Linked DNA regions of Mus musculus: region 1 is linked to region 2. A link is a loop called in an ENCODE intact Hi-C map of the cell type or tissue named here. Cell type or tissue: left cerebral cortex. All regions are shown on one strand. Links, peaks and the distances in the headings refer to the core of each region. The heading gives the core; the rest is flanking DNA.

Evidence for each region. Peaks named below come from ENCODE experiments on the same cell type or tissue, not always from the same donor. Only the 100,000 strongest peaks of a DNase experiment are listed, where the experiment ranks them.
Region 1: it touches region 2 in a loop (4-fold over the local background); 2 of 42 quality-filtered maps call a loop at or near these places.

What each region holds. Positions count from the first base shown.
Region 1 is chr14:8,456,884-8,465,221 of GRCm38, reverse strand. The region is part of intron 14 of Cfap20dc (CFAP20 domain containing); the gene reads left to right. It overlaps Gm46492 (a long non-coding RNA gene), which reads right to left and starts at 1,129. Exons shown (of 4, transcript XR_001781488.2): 1 at 799-1,129; 2 at 84-239. In left cerebral cortex, for the core only: a CTCF peak has its summit at 4,535 (motif pointing left); DNase peaks (open chromatin) are centred at 576, 2,599, 4,520, 5,402 and 1 more place.
Region 2 is chr14:9,385,061-9,393,398 of GRCm38, reverse strand. No RefSeq gene overlaps it. Among named protein-coding and RNA genes, the nearest start is that of Gm41097, 59 kb to the left of the region's middle. In left cerebral cortex, for the core only: no CTCF peak of the experiment used is centred there; a DNase peak (open chromatin) is centred at 3,946.

The DNA.
Region 1 (8,338 bases), core at 250-8,249, 930 kb after region 2:
CTCTTACTGAAAACAGAAACTGACTTCATTCTGCAAATACAATTAGTGCATAGTTGGAGCCCAGAAAAGGCTCTGATGTTTACCTCCTGGACTAATGGCGGACGTGGGAGACAAAGGAGGACAACTGCATTCTGCATCCTGACATGACATGACGGTCTCTGCATTCTGAGAGTGAGTTTCCAGATTCAAGCCCGAGCCAGAAAGTGCTGTGGGCGAGGCACACAGTAAATGAAGACCTTCTGTAATAGGGAGGAACGGATCTGTCACTTGGAGGGATGGTGAGGCGAGGAGGAGATTAGCTGATTACTCACAGACAGAAGGCAGCTTGGTGAAAAATGTGTAGGAAACGATACGTGTGGGTTTGTGCTGATTTACGGATATCCTTAAACTACAATAACACTGCAGCTGTAATATAATAACACACTTGGCTTGCATTTTTAAATCATCAACATATTTCTAGTTTGACCTTAAAACGCCTCAGGCTATTCTCTATTAAAATTAGCAGCTTCTTGATTAGGAAAAAGTGCCCTCTAAGATGTCACAGCAGCGCCCTCACAACAAGCACACCTGGCCTTTCCCAAGCTGCCGTGTGCATGGCTTCCCTCCAACATCTCTCCGCAGTGCCTGCATCTCCTTCCAAGCCTAATTTTAATTGTGTTTTAAGTATGCCAAAACCTCCTGTGGGTCTTGAGGCATTTCAATCACACACACACACACACACACACACACACACACACACACACACACACACAAACCCACCACCTGTCTTCTACCAGCCATGTTTAGTGACATACTCACCTGTCCTCATTGGCTTTCATTGTCGTTTTTTAACTTCTTATGGTGATTGAAGAATATCTATGAATAAGCCTCCTGTTTTCCCATGGGATAAAACAGGGTCAGTCTGTCATAGCAATGAAATCAACCACTTTTATTTTGTATCATTGCAGATATTCACCAGGAAAAATAAATTAACAGATTTATATTTTCTATGAACAAATGTGAGATGTGAACAGCACACATGCACCTAACGTGACGACGATGGGCTTGCATCACCGAAACCATCTTAGTACGCCTGCCTGATGCAAGTGCAGCAGGGCTTCTCTCATGTGCTCTTCGCTTGGTTTGCCAGTGCTGGCCTTATGTAATTGCATGTAATGACACTTGAAAAGTGACAATATTTGCTATCTAGTTTCCCCCCAACTTCACCCCCCCCCAAAAAATTAAGCAGTCTAGATGGGAAGCTATTGAAGAGAATTCTTAAAATTTGTGATAGGAATACTTAAGTGTAGCTCTTCTAGCCAGGGAGGGGTGGGGAAGGACTCCACTTTCTTTGAAGAGCTGGCCATTGGGAGTAAATAAACAACACAAAATGCACTTAGTGTTTCTTCTTCTTCTTCTTCTTCTTCTTCTTCTTCTTCTTCTTCTTCTTCTTCTTCTTCTTCTTCTTCTTCTCCTCCTCCTCCTCCTCCTCCTCCTCCTCCTCCTCCTCCTTCTTCTCCTTCTTCTTCTCCTTCTTCTCCTTCTTCTTCTCCTTCTTCTTCTCCTTCTTCTTCTTCCTCTTCTTCTTCTCCTGGAGGGGAGAGGTCACAAAGGTGGGGGATAGACCTGGAAGGACTAGGAAGTGTAATCAGGGTGCATTATGTGAAATTCCCAAATAATTAATAAAAATATTAAGAGGGGTAAAAAATTTGTACCTAACCCCAGTAGCCACCACTTGAATCCTAGATGATGACAGTTCAAATTAAGGTAGGTGTGTGTGTGTGTGTGTGTGTGTGTGTGTGTGTGTGTGTGTACACGACTTACCAGGATTCGGCATGGTTGTGGACTTTTCCTGTTCTGAAATTAGCACTCACAAGTTAGAATAAGTAAAGGAACTGATGGAAGAGCAAACCAAAGAAGAGATTCTGAGGTGGAGGCAGTTGCTGTGTCCTGGCACCCCTGCCTAGTCTCTGTCATCAGGAGTTAATAATGCTGTCTGCCCAATATCTTCAGCCCTTCAGGTTTTCATGCGAGTATTTGGTTGGCACTTACACGGTCTCCTTCTTTGGCATGCTGCCAACCACCCTACTCATTATAGCCAATAAAAAATTAGTAACAAAATGGCTTTAGTTATTGTTTGGCACTGGCACATAGAACAAGTGGGTTTTGGAGGTGGCATAATGGTTATAGCACAGTGTCTGGCGGTAAGTGCGGGTTTGTGTTTGTGGGAAATTACTCAGCCTTTCCAAGCATACTTCAGTTATCTAAAAGTAGTAACTTTTTTTCCAGGTTTGCTACAAGGGTTCTGTGAGATAATACACGGGGCCTCTCAGGAATATTTTCCTTAGCAGTATTAATTTCATTAGTAATATGAAAAGTTTCATGACTGCAAACAGTGATAATAGGGTGTCACTAGTAAGCGAGGATAGAGAGAAAATGAGGCATCCAAGCATCACAGTAAGGCTAAGGAGGTGATTTACCCAGTGTCTCTTCAAATTCTGCTCGTCTGTGCCAGGAAACAGGCTTGGCACACCCTCAGGCAGTTCCTCATTATCAGACAAGATAACAAGAAACCTTGATGCCAAACTTGATGAGCCTTCTTCTAACTTCTCCCCAGAACAGTATGTTGAGCCTTTGCCATCCTCACATCCTTCTTTAGTAGCGCATCTGAGTCACTTTGTCCACTCTCCATTTCTTACATGGTCCTCCCTGATCGTTCCAGCCCTGACATAGTCCTGCCCAGCTCCCTTGGCACACTGTTGGGCTTACACAGTTGCTGTCCTCTCAGCTGAACAAGACAATTTAGATGTAATCCAAACCAGCTGGATTGCAGCTAACGTCACCAGGCACTATGTCTCGTGATGTGGGGTGGGTCCCATTCACATTTGTAGTTTTCCTGTCTCACTAATGACTTACATTTAGTATCTAGTCACCTAGACCACTCACTGTCTTTCCCTTGGGCTGATGCTATAGATTAATGGGGAGTCTCCATGCATCGCTGGTGCCTTTAACCACAGCCTGTTCCCCACAAAGCAGTTAGAGAGACCTTTGTAAACACATGCTGGAACCTACTCCTCCTTTTTAAAACCTTTCACTCACAGGATACAGGCTGCAAGACTGAGTGGCCAGGCCCCTGTCTGCTGGTACAACCTTATTTCATAGAGTTTTCCTTGTAGGGGTTTGTGTGCAAGCCACGCTGGCCCTTCCCCTCTGCCTGTGTGTGTCTTTTCCTCCCACAGTGGCTTCCATCTCACTGTGTCCACTTTGCTTCTTCACACCCTTGCGCCACTGTGCTACCTACCAAGCATCCTGCAGCATGAACCTCTGAGCAACAGTTCTACACTGTTACATGATTTGCTGATTGGTTGATGGCTGCCCCGCCCTCCACACTATATGCTTTACAAGGACAGCACTGAGGACTAGATTCATAGCCTCAGGGTAGGAAGAGATTGGGAACTTATTAAAGGACACTACTTCAGGTAAAAGACACACCACAAAATAGAATATTTGCAGTACAAGGGTTACAGCCCGCAATATATAAACAAAACACAAATCAGTAGGAAAGAAAATAGAGACAACCCAAAAGAAAAATAAAATGGCCAAGACTGACGAGGGATATATAAATACCCTGCTTGGGACGTTGTGTGTGCACTGCCAATGGGTGTGAGTACACTGCTGGGTAGGTGTGAATATAGCATGTAAATGCCACAGTGGATGTAGATATGCCAAGAAGGTATGAACTCCTGCAGGAAAGGGGTGTAAATGTCCCACCAAGGGGGTGTGAATGCACTGCTGGAGGGCACTGACGACAATTACGATGTACTGCCCGGGGATATACGTTCATCTAACTGCTTTGGAAAACTGTTTCATACGAGCTAAACATATCATGGCTTTTTATCCAGAGATAACACTTCTTCATACATATCCAATAAAAGGCACAGAGAGGTGCGCATCCAAGTCACATCTAGAGGTTGAATGTCCATTCCACCCCTTAGAACTGCTATGACGATTATGTTTAAGTGAAAGCAGTTGAGCTACAAAACAAGATCTTGGCTTTTTCTTTATCTAAAGCAGCACCTGAAACAGTTGCCATTAGTCACCAGTGCCCAGAGGAATTTCCTGCTAATTTAGCTATATATACACAGGTACCCCCATTAACGTCAGAAGTCCTTCCTAACTTTCCCATGGAACCCCTGGGGCTCATCCTCCCTGCTCTGTTGCTCTGCGAGCCTTTATTCCCAGTTATTCGGTGTGTCACCCATTGCTGACAGAGCTCCACCTGCACTGTCAATAAGCTTCGCCTTCTCATTGTACACTGTAGTTGATCTGCAGACCCAAGCAGCATAAGGGCCTCAAGCTGGAGAGAACTGGCTTTGTATGCTAGAAGAGATAAATAAACTGTGCGATATTCACAAGACAGAATACTAATTACACCCAAAAGTATGGATGAATTTGTCAAATACAGTATTTAGAAAAGACTCTGGATAGCACATACGGGATGTTTCCATTCCTACAGGGATCAAACTTGCGTTTTGAGGTGTAGCGTCGCCATCTGGTGGCCACGAGGAAAAGAGCATGATGTCTAAAAGGAGCAAGAGGGGACTCTTGCCTGACTTGCATTGCAGTCCGTCCCTGAATTGTGCATTTATTACATGTGCACCTTTCCATGCAAAGTTCACGGTGCAGTTCTGGTTGATGCAGATGCTCTCTCTGGTCCTGCAGTGTCTGTCGCTGTTTCACAGTTCTGCATGTTGCTTTCTGCAGAGTTGAGAACCGCGTGAAGGCTGAATAGCTGCTATGCTAACACTGAGTAACCGCAGTGCCTCCACCAGCCTGGCCAGTGGAAATAGTTATTACCCTCCCTCAGAAGCCTAATGGGCTTGCAGGAATGGCCCAGCCCAGTGCCACAGGATCATTTCATCTCAAGTGTTTTTTGAAAATAGCATTTCCCCTTCATATCTGTTTAAAAGTCCATTTGTCGCGCACATCGGCATCCTATCACAATATTTCTCATTAACTGAAATGTTACAATTAACGCACTCTGCAACTGCGGGGAAAAATTAATCTCGTCAGCGGAATATCCTGTCAGCTTTCTCAGCTCTTTATTTTTGTGTGCAGCCAGTCAACACTGTGGGGTTGGGGGGGGGGAGACAAATTATTCACCTGATAGAGCCTTTTTTCAACATACCCTTGTTGTATTTGAGTACTGAAACTAGAGGTATAGCCCAACATTCCAAAGGAAATGGAAACCACTATGCAAATGCCATTTCCGAGAACCCAACAGCTTAGTGAGGGAGCCCACACCTGTGCTTTACAGAAGCCCACAGGGCTGAGTTACAGCACTGAATTAAACCCCGCCTACTCTCTAAGTGCTGCTAAAATCTCGAAGGAAGGCTTATATGAATTTGTATTTGTATTCTAATTTTAGGACGGTTAATTTTCTTGGGTTAGAAAAGGCTGCAGTTTCCTGCTCTTAAGGCTGAGTTAGAATGCATTCAGCATGCCCTTGCCGTAAAAGCTTGTAAAGATGCTACATGGAGCTGCTCCACTTGGGAGCTCTTTCTGGAATTTCAAGTAAGCCACCACTCATACTTGCACACTGGTAGATTCTACCTTATGACACTGTGTGTCCTCACTGGGCAGTCTGTGTTCACGTCTCATCCGTACCTCTTTTTTTTTTTTTTTTTTTTTTTTTTTTTTTTTTAAGCACGGGAATACCCAGGCCTATGGAGCTCATAGCTTGAGACAGGATGGGAGAGTTTTCGCTTTGCCCTTACTTGACTTTGAATATTTAGGGAAAATTCTCAGTTTGCAGATTTAGCTAATGGCACTACAATGTCACTCTTCTCTGTTTAACATTCAGCTTTGTTAATCAAGAAAAGCATAGATTGGCTCTTTGCATGTTGATTAAATTGATTACAGCTGTGGGCCTTGATAGCACTTTTTTTTTCCCCAAGTGTCTCTAATTAATCAGACAATGCTTGATTGGGCTTTTCTGCTTTGAGGAGATAAACTGACTTCCTCCAGAACTTTCACCCTGAATATCTCTCCGTGGCAAGGTAAAGATGTGAGTCACTTGCCAGGGTGACTTTTCGGTTTCCTTTCATCCTTCAGCAACTAAAGAAATGGAAAGAGGAAAGAGAAGAAGCAGAGAGAGAGTGGGGGGGGGGGGCTTTTGAAAGACAAATTAAAGTCTAATAGGACTCAGCTGAACCCAAATTTGGAAAGAAAGTCTGTGTCCCTGGAAGCTCTTAGGATGGCCTGCCCTCTACAGGGAAGTGTCTCTTTGCTCTCCTGCTCTAAACATTCTTTGTCAACCTGTGTTCTCTGAAGTGTCAAGTGTAGTAGCCTGGTGCTTCCTTTTCCTCAGATTCGAGTTGCAGGAAGGAGGTTTTACATGGCCACCCACTTTTTAGTCATATCTCCAGTTGAAGCACCTGTCATTCATGCAGATACAACCCTGACCACTTCCTGGAACATTGCCAGCATTGAAGAAGACCTGAGATGCTCTGTGATCATCTCTGGAGTCCATCCATCAAGTGAGGCAGGCCACTAGAACCTTGGCTTATGTGGCAGGAGGTGACAGTGAGAAAGGCAACCTGATTTCCTGTCCCTTCCCATCAGTAGATGGGTCTATAAAGCCTGGTGCCAGCAAGCAAGCACTTGCTCACCTTAATCTCGGCCACTGGATGTTGTTAGATACGTCAGAAGACTTGCAGATCTCATCATGGTGAAGGATCCTAGAGAGAGAGATGCTAATGTTAAGATAGAAAGAGCCTAGGGCTATACATGGAGCTGAGTGGTTGGGTACTTGTGTAGCAAGAGGAAAGCCTGATTCTATCCCCAGCACCAAAACAACAACAATAATAATGCCTGCACTACAAAACCAAAGTGCAGCTAAAATTAGAAAAGAGAATAAAAAAAGATGTGTAGCCCCTCGTTTTTACTGACAGGTGTAATGGTGAGTAACAGTGTCTTAGACACCTAACATGTAAAAACTTCCTATGCGCATACTAGGAGACACAGCTTATATGGCCTTTTGTTTGTGGATGGGGATAGTCCTAGCCTCTGCACCACTTCCTCTGGGAACTTTCAGTTAGTAGGTCCTGAGCATCTTTCTGAATTTGTATTGACTTATTTTTCACAAGCTTCTAGGAATCCCTTCCTCATTTGGCTGGATCCGGACATCTAGGTGGTTTCCACATGTTTGTTATTGCCAAGGGAACGAGAGCCAACATGGTCATGAACTTTTCTTATGAAGGCCACTGTAAATTTCTAGCCAGAGAATTCCTCGGGCAAAAGATAATTGTTTGTTTGTTTGTTTGTTTGTTTGTTTGAGACAGGGTTTCTCTGTGTAGCCCTGGCTGTCCTGGAACTCACTCTGTAAACCAGGCTGGCCTCGAACTCAGAAATCCACCTGCCTCTGCCTCCCAAGTGCTGGGATTAAAGGCATGCACCACCACTGCCCAGCGGTAAAAGATAATTTGATAAGTATTGCCTAATTGCTTACCCATTCACTGATTTATTCCTGTCATAAATATAAATATGTTCCCATATTTTTTGTTTATTGTTTGTGACAGGGTTTTTTATTAAAGAGAGAGCCACAGACAGACAGACAGACAGACAGACTCAGGCAATCTCTGAACGCATTACATGAGTGAAGATTATCCTGAATTCCTTCCTCCTCTGCCTTCACCTCTCTAGTACTAGCATTATTATAGGCATGAGCCAATACTCAGCCCATCACCCTCCCTTAGTCTCTTAAGACCTTAGAACTTTTGCCTAGCTGTCAGTGAAATATCATTATTTTAATTTGCATTTCTCTGTGTACATTTCAAACATTTTTCCATGCATTGAAGAACATGACGTGTCTTTTCCTCTGACTTATATCTGTAAGTTTCTGGGGTTATATCTTAATGTGCTCAGCATCCCTATGAGTCCAACACAGTGTTGGTCACATGAACACTCGATGTCTATTTAAATGTTATTTAACAAATGAAGCACACAAAAATCATCTTAAAATAATATAAAATCCATCCTTAAGGCTAATTGTCATTGCCAGAGACGTTGAAGACCACTGAAGAACCATTTACATGTGGTATCTTCTCAGGAGATTTTTGTACAATGTTCAGAGCAGAAAAGACTCTGCTACATGCTCCGGTTCTCAGGCTAGGGCTTATGAGTCAGATTGACCCAAGATGGATTAATAGGAGAAAAGCATGCACATTCCCTTTGATCTAATATTTTAAGTTTTGCGTGTACATGGAGGCTCTCATAGAGGGAAATGGAGAACCAAAGAAAACTCGACCTGAAGTTTACACATCCCTTAAACAGAAGCAGATTATGTATAGAAACACAA
Region 2 (8,338 bases), core at 165-8,164:
CTTTGTCCTTTGGCCTGGCTGGGAGTGCATCAGAGCCTGTGTTCCAAGGCCTGTGCAGTTTCAGACCAGCACAGGGCTCCAGAGTTCCTCTGCCTCTCCCTTCTTTTCCGTAGGGTTTCAGGCCTGTGGGATTGCAGCCTATAGAGGAAGCCAAGGAATCATGCCATTGGAGCTGAGTGAACAAGACACCTGCTGCCTGTTCTGTTTTGGGGTTCCACCTCTCCAAGGCACAGAGCAACTCAGGTGGCCTCATTTTAAACAATTTTCAAACTCAGAAGGCTTTACATACAGTAGAAAGTTCTGGACACAGGGCAAGCTGTGCCTTTGAGACTGCTTCTGAGCCCTATGTAGATTCTGGATATACTGGCTAGTTTTATGTGTCAACTTGCCCCAAGCAAGAGTCCTGAGAGAGGATGGAGCCTCAGTTGAGAAAATGTCATCATGAGATCCAGCTGTAAGGCGTTTTCTCAATTATTTATCAGTGGGGGAGGGGCCAGCTCATGGTAGACGGTGCCATCCCTGCAGTGATGCTTCTGCGTTTTGTAAGAAAGGGGGCTGGATAAGTCATGGGAAGCAATCCAGTAAGCAGCATCTCCCCATGGCCTTTGCATCAGCTCCTGTCTTAGGTTCCTGTCCTGATTGGGTTCCTGCATTGACGTCCCTCAGTGATGAACAGCAACATGGACGTGTAAGCCAATCTTCCTCAACTTGCTCTTTCGTTATGATGTTTCATCGTAGCAATAAAATCCCTACGACTCTGGCCAATGTGCTAACTACTGTCACATGTGCGTTTGTATATTAATAATTCATGTAATTCTCTAAACAACCTCATGAGGATGATTCCAGTGAAATTGTCATTTTAAAGACAAGGAAACTGAGGCAGGCCATGTTCTTTTCAACGATTCAAAGAGAAAGACCACCGACTCAAATCATCATGGCCAGATTATTTAAAACAAACAATTAAAGCAAGCTTTTATTATTATAATTATGATTCTTATTTATGTACATAAGCTGGGCTGTCTCCCTCTTAAGGCAGGGCTCAAGAGATCAACACTGTATGTGAGGAAGGTAAGATGTTTTTAGCTCTGAGGGGTAGGGGATTTCCAAATAGGGGATTTGGCAGGCAAAATTGGCAGGGTTACAGAAGCAGAATAGAAGCATAACAAGTTGGCCATAACATACTCCTAAAACAAAAGCATGATTTCAAGTTGGTCATAATAAGGGGGTCATAACAAGGTAGGCGTCACAGCAGATGGTCATAATAACCTTCTGAAACAGAGGCACGGTTGCTGTTTCCTGGAACAGATAGTCCAGAACCATTTTTAGTTAAGGTTATAGGTGGGGCATAGCCCAATCCTCGAGAAATAGCATTTTATTGGCATTTCATTTAACGGCTTCAGGGATCTCAAAAGCAAGTATATCGAGCTTCTGGGGCTAAAGCAAGCTTGCCGGGAGCCCTGACGTGGCATGCAGGAAGAGAGCCTAAAGGAGCTCCTCCAACTGCACCATTAGGCAGTGGCAGACTCAGAAGGCTAAAGGTGCCCTTCAAGGATAGTCAGTTGGTGGAGTGCCTGCCTACTGTGTTGAAGCGCTAGGTTTAATCCACAGCATTGCATAAACCTAGCTATGGAGGCTCATGTCTTTGATCCCAGCAAATAACAGTAGAGGCAGGATCACCCTCAGCTAAGTTCCAAGCTAGCCCGCACCACACAAACCATCTCTCAAAAACAAATATGTTCTAATATTTTTTTTTAATAAAGTAGGGGGAAAACAAAGGCCTCCTATTGGCTGAAGTCACCCTGAAGCTTTTCTTGAGTTTTGCAGATAGCAAGTCTGAAATGAGTCCCCGACTTACAGGATACTAAGTCAACTGGCAGACTGTGCTTCTCAGACTCGTCTGACTAGGCATTACAACTGTAGAACAAAAAGAGAAACACAAGCTGAAGTGCAATTTCAAATGACGGCCTTTCTGGGATTATGGGTGGCCAGGAGCTGAGCTCTGGGTCTCCCAGTGGCTGCAGTTCCCAGCTGCTTCTCAGAGTTGCTGTGGGCTGTGGCGACAGTGCACATTTCTGCCTCTGCTGACACAAGACACTTTAGACTAGCTTTGCTTCAGACATTTCTCCCCCATCTACTGGGTATTAACACAGAATTGACTATTAACTCATCACTAGAAGCAAAGAAACACCCTGCCTGTTTGGAGGAGTCACCCTCCAGAGGTGAACATATGTTGAAACTGTATTCTGCCATAAGATATATGTCAGAGTATTCTTATCTTCACCCCTCCCAAAATAAAGCAACTAAGTTACCCTTTACTTTTCATTCTAACATTCAGGCTACCTTAACATGTTTCTTAGCCTACCAATTTAAAAATGCATATTTATTTTACTTTAATAATCATGTGTATTCATGTGTGTTGAGTCAGGGGTGGGAGTGGGTGGGTGATTATGTGTCTTCATGAAGCGTCTCCAGAAGCCAGAGGTAGCAGATCCCTCGGAGCGGGAGTTACGCATGGTTGTGAGCCACCTTCCATGGGTGCTGAGAACTGACCTGGAGTCCTCAGAAGGGCAGCACAGTCTTCTCTGGGACATTGTCTAAAACATTACTGGTCTCTACTGCGTATATCATCAAAATCCATAAAACTCAAAGGATTCCTCTGACAGCCAAGCATTGATGAGTTGCTCAAGCCTCACAATCATTTTGACTCAATTATTTGTGTAGTAATTCATCCATAGCACTACCATGGACCTACTAGTGACCTCCCAATGCCAGGCAACTTATAAGAGTTGCTACTTTAGACAAGATCCTGCTTCTCAGGAGTTGACAATGGAAAAGATTGAGAGTCACAAATCTTATCTATAAAGATCCCATCTGCTACCTTAAACTTCCACCATCTGTATTAGTCAGTACATTTAAAATTCCCTACCTACCTACTAAGAAAGGCAATTCCATATCTTAGCCACTGTGAGAAGAACTACATTAAACATGAGAGTGCTGGTTTGTTGTTTTTTTCTTTTTTTTTTTTTTCTATGTAGGTTTCATTTCCTTTATCTATTAATAGCAGGTTCAGAAGGAATGTGGCCCTGCTGACACACTGATTTTCAGACTTGAGATCTTGAGAATGGTGAGATGGTAAATTGATCTATTTTGAAACTGGTGAAGTGCAGAGATTTGCTTGCTATGGTAGGGACAACAGACCGAGATGGCTGGGCCAACGCACAACTCAACAGAAAAGCAAAGCCCGAGTTCGAGTTGAAAGTAGGACCCAAAGAACTTGGGGGTGATAGGAAATGGGAAAGTGAGGGCGGTGACCATGTGGAGGTGACCATGTGGAGGTGACCATGTGGAGGTGACCATGTGGAGGTGACCATGTGGAGGTGAGCATGTGGAGGTGAGCATGTGGAGGTGACCATGTGGAGGTGACCATGTGGAGGTGAGCATGTGGAGGTGAGCATGTGGAGGTGAGCATGTGGAGGTGAGCATGTGGAGGTGAGCATGTGGAGGTGAGCATGTGGAGGTGACCATGTGGAGGTGACCATGTGGAGGTGACCATGTGGAGGTGACCATGTGGAGGTGACCATGTGGAGGTGACCATGTGGAGGTGAGCGCGCTTACAGAGCCATTGGCATTGGGGCCTTTGGCAGGACAGCAGGGGATTCAACTAATGAAAAAGACCAGGGACAAGAAGGACAGATCCTTTAAGGTCAGGCCCTTGCCTGCTGTGCTGTGTTACTATTTTCATGCTGAGAATGACAGAAAAGTCAGTTGGGAACAAAAGGAAGGAAAAAGTCAGCCTCACAGAGCTAGAAACTTCTGCAGGAGACAGACCTCGGGACATTCAGGAAGGCTGAGCAGCGGTAGGATGGGAGCCTGGTGGATGGATATTTCACACATGGCCGAGGCACGGGAAGGGTACTTGACGATGTGAATCTGCTTTAGGAAAGAGGAAGTCTGCTAGACCCAACTAAAAGAACACAGAAATGAGTATTACAAACACAGGGAGCTATCTGGGGACAGTTCGGTCACATGGGTGCCAAGAGCAAGGTCTTAAGTCTCCACCTGCTGTGGGCATAAGCTCTGCACTTGTCTGGGCAAGCCAGGCTGCAGCAGGGGTTGCCCTTCAGAGGAATGCATAAGCTTTGGGGACTTCCTTTAGAGGAATCACACCACAGACGAATAAAAGGTTGGATGTTATTTTAATTGAATTTGTTTTCAATTTATTTTCTGCTATCTGGGGAAAAGCCTTTTACACTCACATCATCTGATTCCTTTTTTAACTGTGTCCATTATCACCATGATGAGCTTTTAACACATTAGCGCAGCCCTGTTTGTTGAAGAGTGATTCATGCTGCTCAAATCAATAAATAGCAAAAGCATAACAGAGCACTGAACCAAGCCACTGACCCAAAGTGTAAATGGGAAACCTGGGTTCTACTTCCTCAAAAGAGGCTGTTCTGGTGCTCTCCCAAATCCATGGTTTCAGGAGGACATGCAGAGATGCTGCATTCCAAACTTCATTTCCCCACGGGCTATCAAGCCAGCAGAGATAACTGTAGGAAGCCCTGGATGCTGCTCTGCCTGTAATAGCCCTTCTTCTCTTGGTCTCAGAGAAATGCTGGGACTGAAACAATATGATACCTTCCTACACACATGTTTACCAGCAAAAGAGAAATATTAAGCATGAACTCATGACTTTTTTTAAGTTACAAAGGAAGTGAAGAATAGAAAGTTTTGATATCTACACTTGGTGGTGGTGGTGGTGATAGGGTTGGTCTTGATGGTGTTGATGATGTTGTTGTGGTGGTAGTGACGGTGGTGTTGTTGATGATGCTGTAGTGGTGGTGGTGGTGATGGTGTGATGGTGTGATGCTGATAATGGTGCTGCTGTTGATGATGATGATGGTGATGGTGTAGTAGTGTTGGTGATGGTGGTGGTGCTGCTGCTGGTGGTGGTGGTGGTGTGTGTAAAATTTCTATGTACATAGTGATCATTGTCAATTTTACAGTGGCTTATCAGACTTACTAAAATTCAAATTGCTTTTCAGATTATAACAGAAATGTCTCTCTATGTAACATATTTTAATCCCAACAAGGTACAGGATGACATTGGTGTAATCCAACATGGCCAGGGAGCAAGAAAGGCATTGGTCTTCAGTTAACCCAGAACCTGTTCCTGTCTGACCTGTTGTAACCAGATAGTATAGCTTGGGTGTTTTATAAAGACTTACCCCATTCAGAGTTCCTGGGGATGGAAGGTTGAGGTTGCATCCCTGGTGAGACCTTCACTCTGCCAGAAGTGATTCAGGGAGTTTCATGGTAAGAACAGTACAAACAAGAGACAGACAAGACAGCCTTTAAGAGCCACAGACTCACTGAAGACAAACCATTAACTGACTCACTTAAATGGATTAATGATCATGGGGCAGAATCTCTTAAAGGCATCTATGAAAGGCATCACCTATTCCCACCCCTTAATCCTTCACACACAGGGATTACATTTCAACAAGAGTGTTGGTAGAAATGTTCAAACCATAGTTCTGGACCTTCAAGGGTCTGAGCCACAATCAATGAAGATGCTGAGAAGGATCTGAGGTGCAGTTTCTCACCCTGGCCCTCCTTAGAGTACTGCATCTCTAAAGTGTCACTAATTGTTCCCTGCAATGCCAGCTCTGCTTCAAGACTTTGGGAGTCTAACCAGCTTCACTTTATACCCCTCTTAGTCAGTATGTGAAGATCCTCATGCCTTAGATTGTATGTGGAGATCTATAGAAAATAACTTTTTTTACTTTAAAAATACAGATTATTTTTTTTCTCTCTATAAATATATATGTTCAGTGTGTGTGTTGGTACATGTGTTGTGTGTGGAGGACTGAGGACAACCTCAGATATTTTTTTCCAATGCCATTTGCTTTTTGTTGTTGCTCCTGCTGTTGTTGCTGCCATGGTTATTGCTATCGTTGTTGCTGTTGTTGTTGTTGCTGCTGCTGTTGTTGCTGTTGTTATTGCTATTGTTGTTGCTGCCATGGTAGTTGTTGCTATCACTGTTGCTGTTGTTGCTGCTACTGCTATTGTTGCTGCTGCTCTTGTTGTTGTTGTTGTTATTATTGTTGTTGGGAGATCACACTAGCTGTGCTGGCTGGCAAGCCAACCCCAGGGATCTGTCTGTTTCCTCCTTCCTACTGCTGGCATTACAAGTGGATGCCACTTTGCCCAGCAGATTTAACATGGGTTCTAGGAGTTGGATTCAAAACTGACTGACTTATAAGATTTTTCTTACTGAACTAAATTAAAAATACTTTAACCATTTGAGTGAAAACAATAGATCTCACTGTTGAATACAGAGAAAAGTGTCCATCCTAACAATGGTTTTAGGGAACCAACCACATTCCAAACTGAACCACCTATTCATACTGTGTGTGTGAACACCCTCCTGAATGAACCACCTATTCAGACTGGTGTGAACACCCTCCTGAATGAATTGCCACCATTGCCTTCTTCCCCCATGTGGTACATGTGGCCCCTAGGGAAAATTTGGGACCTTTGCATCTAAACCACAAGTGTTTATTATACACATGGGGAAGAGGAAACTATCCAAAGCTCTTTCTACCACAAAAGAAAAAAGCCCCAGATCAAACCAGCCTAAGAAGACAGGTGTTTACTGAAGAGCAAAGTGGGGAGCTTGCTGCTCTGGAAAAAATAGTTAAACAGCCATGTTGCAGCCCCTCACAAGGTACCCCAAAGAGGACACCTGGCACCCCACAGAGAGGGCTGCTCCTTGGCCTATGTCTGTCCAAAAGGCATTGCTCACAAGTGTCAAGCACATTCCTGGGTCTTCACAAAATGCCTCCATGTTTTCTGCCAATAGATCACTACACACAGAGAATGGAGGTATCTGTGGTTCAGACATTCCAGGACTCAGTACTCTTGCTCTTTGCTCTGGCTAGCTCTTGATTCTTGCTACACCTTATCTTTGTTCTCCCAAATGGCTATATCTTAAAACAGATGAGAATTGCAATTGGTCTGGATCATGGCCTAGGTCTACTCTCCTTGTGCAATGGACACATTGTGCTTATTCTTGAGTGAGTTCCTAAACTGCAGCTACATTTGAATCCACACAAGGAGAGCACAGGCACTCTGGCTTCCCAAAGGAAAATAAAAGTCACATTTGCAAGGAGAAAGCAGTTCAGCATTGCAGTTCCATGCCTGCAGATTTGATGCAGGTGTAAAGAAGCAAGTAGAACATTCTCCCTTATCCTCCATGCTCTTTGGATTCATCCAGACTCTGAGAAAGTTGTTTGAGAAAAAGTGGCACACTAGGATCAGTTCTGCTCCTGTGTCTGTGGAGCCTAGGAGGAAAGTGCACAGGGCTAATTGCTTTAGCAAACCCATAGTGTCATTGGTGAGTCTGCACCTAATCTTTCGTCTTTTCATAAATGGAGAAAGAAATGTGCTATCACAGGAGAGATGAGCTCTCTTGTTTTCTTGAGAAATTCTTTGATGCCCAGACAAAGTGGTTTTAAATTTGTCATCTTCCTCTTTACCGTCCTTCATTCTAAATGGTGCATTAATCATGTGTTCATTGTGTAAATCAATTACAGATGTTTTATCGTTGGGTTAATTTAATTAGCTCTTTGGTCGTCCCTCATATTTATTTAATAATAATGGGATGCATTACTGTAAGCCATGAGCATGTTGACTTCTAATCAATGATTATAAAAGAAGTTAAAGAAGAACATAAGTTGCTTTCTGTTATCTAGCTTCATATTCCCTCCTTTGACACATTTACCCTTTCAGCTATTCATCCATTCATCTACCAGTCAACCTTCTTGCCTGCCTACCTCTCTGTCTACCAGCCAGAAAAGCTTTTTAAATGTTGGGGCCTTTTTTTTTTTAATAGATAGACCTATAATCATAGCCCTGCAATAGACTAGCATTCCACAGCAACTATACCTACATGTTCTATTATATTAAAATGTGAGGAGTTTTGGAGGACCTGGGCTTGCTGTATCCACTGTACCTTACCTAATGGCCTGCCATAGATTGGGGCTTTTCACAATATCCCAATCTGCAAAGACAGATCCACAATTCAGAGGCAATTTGACTGGCCTGAAGGATCATTCCCTAAGCATCTCTGAAATGAAGACCATGATGAGTGCCATATTAGGGTTCCTAATTAATGATCTCTCACTGAAGTATATTTTATAGCTAAAACTCTGTATACTAACGTTCTACTTAAATCAAGAACCAAGCACTTAGCTACCATCTCTTCCCCTCTCCATATCTCTCTTGTAGCCAACTCTCCCAACACTACATTTTTGATGGTATTGCAACATTATTT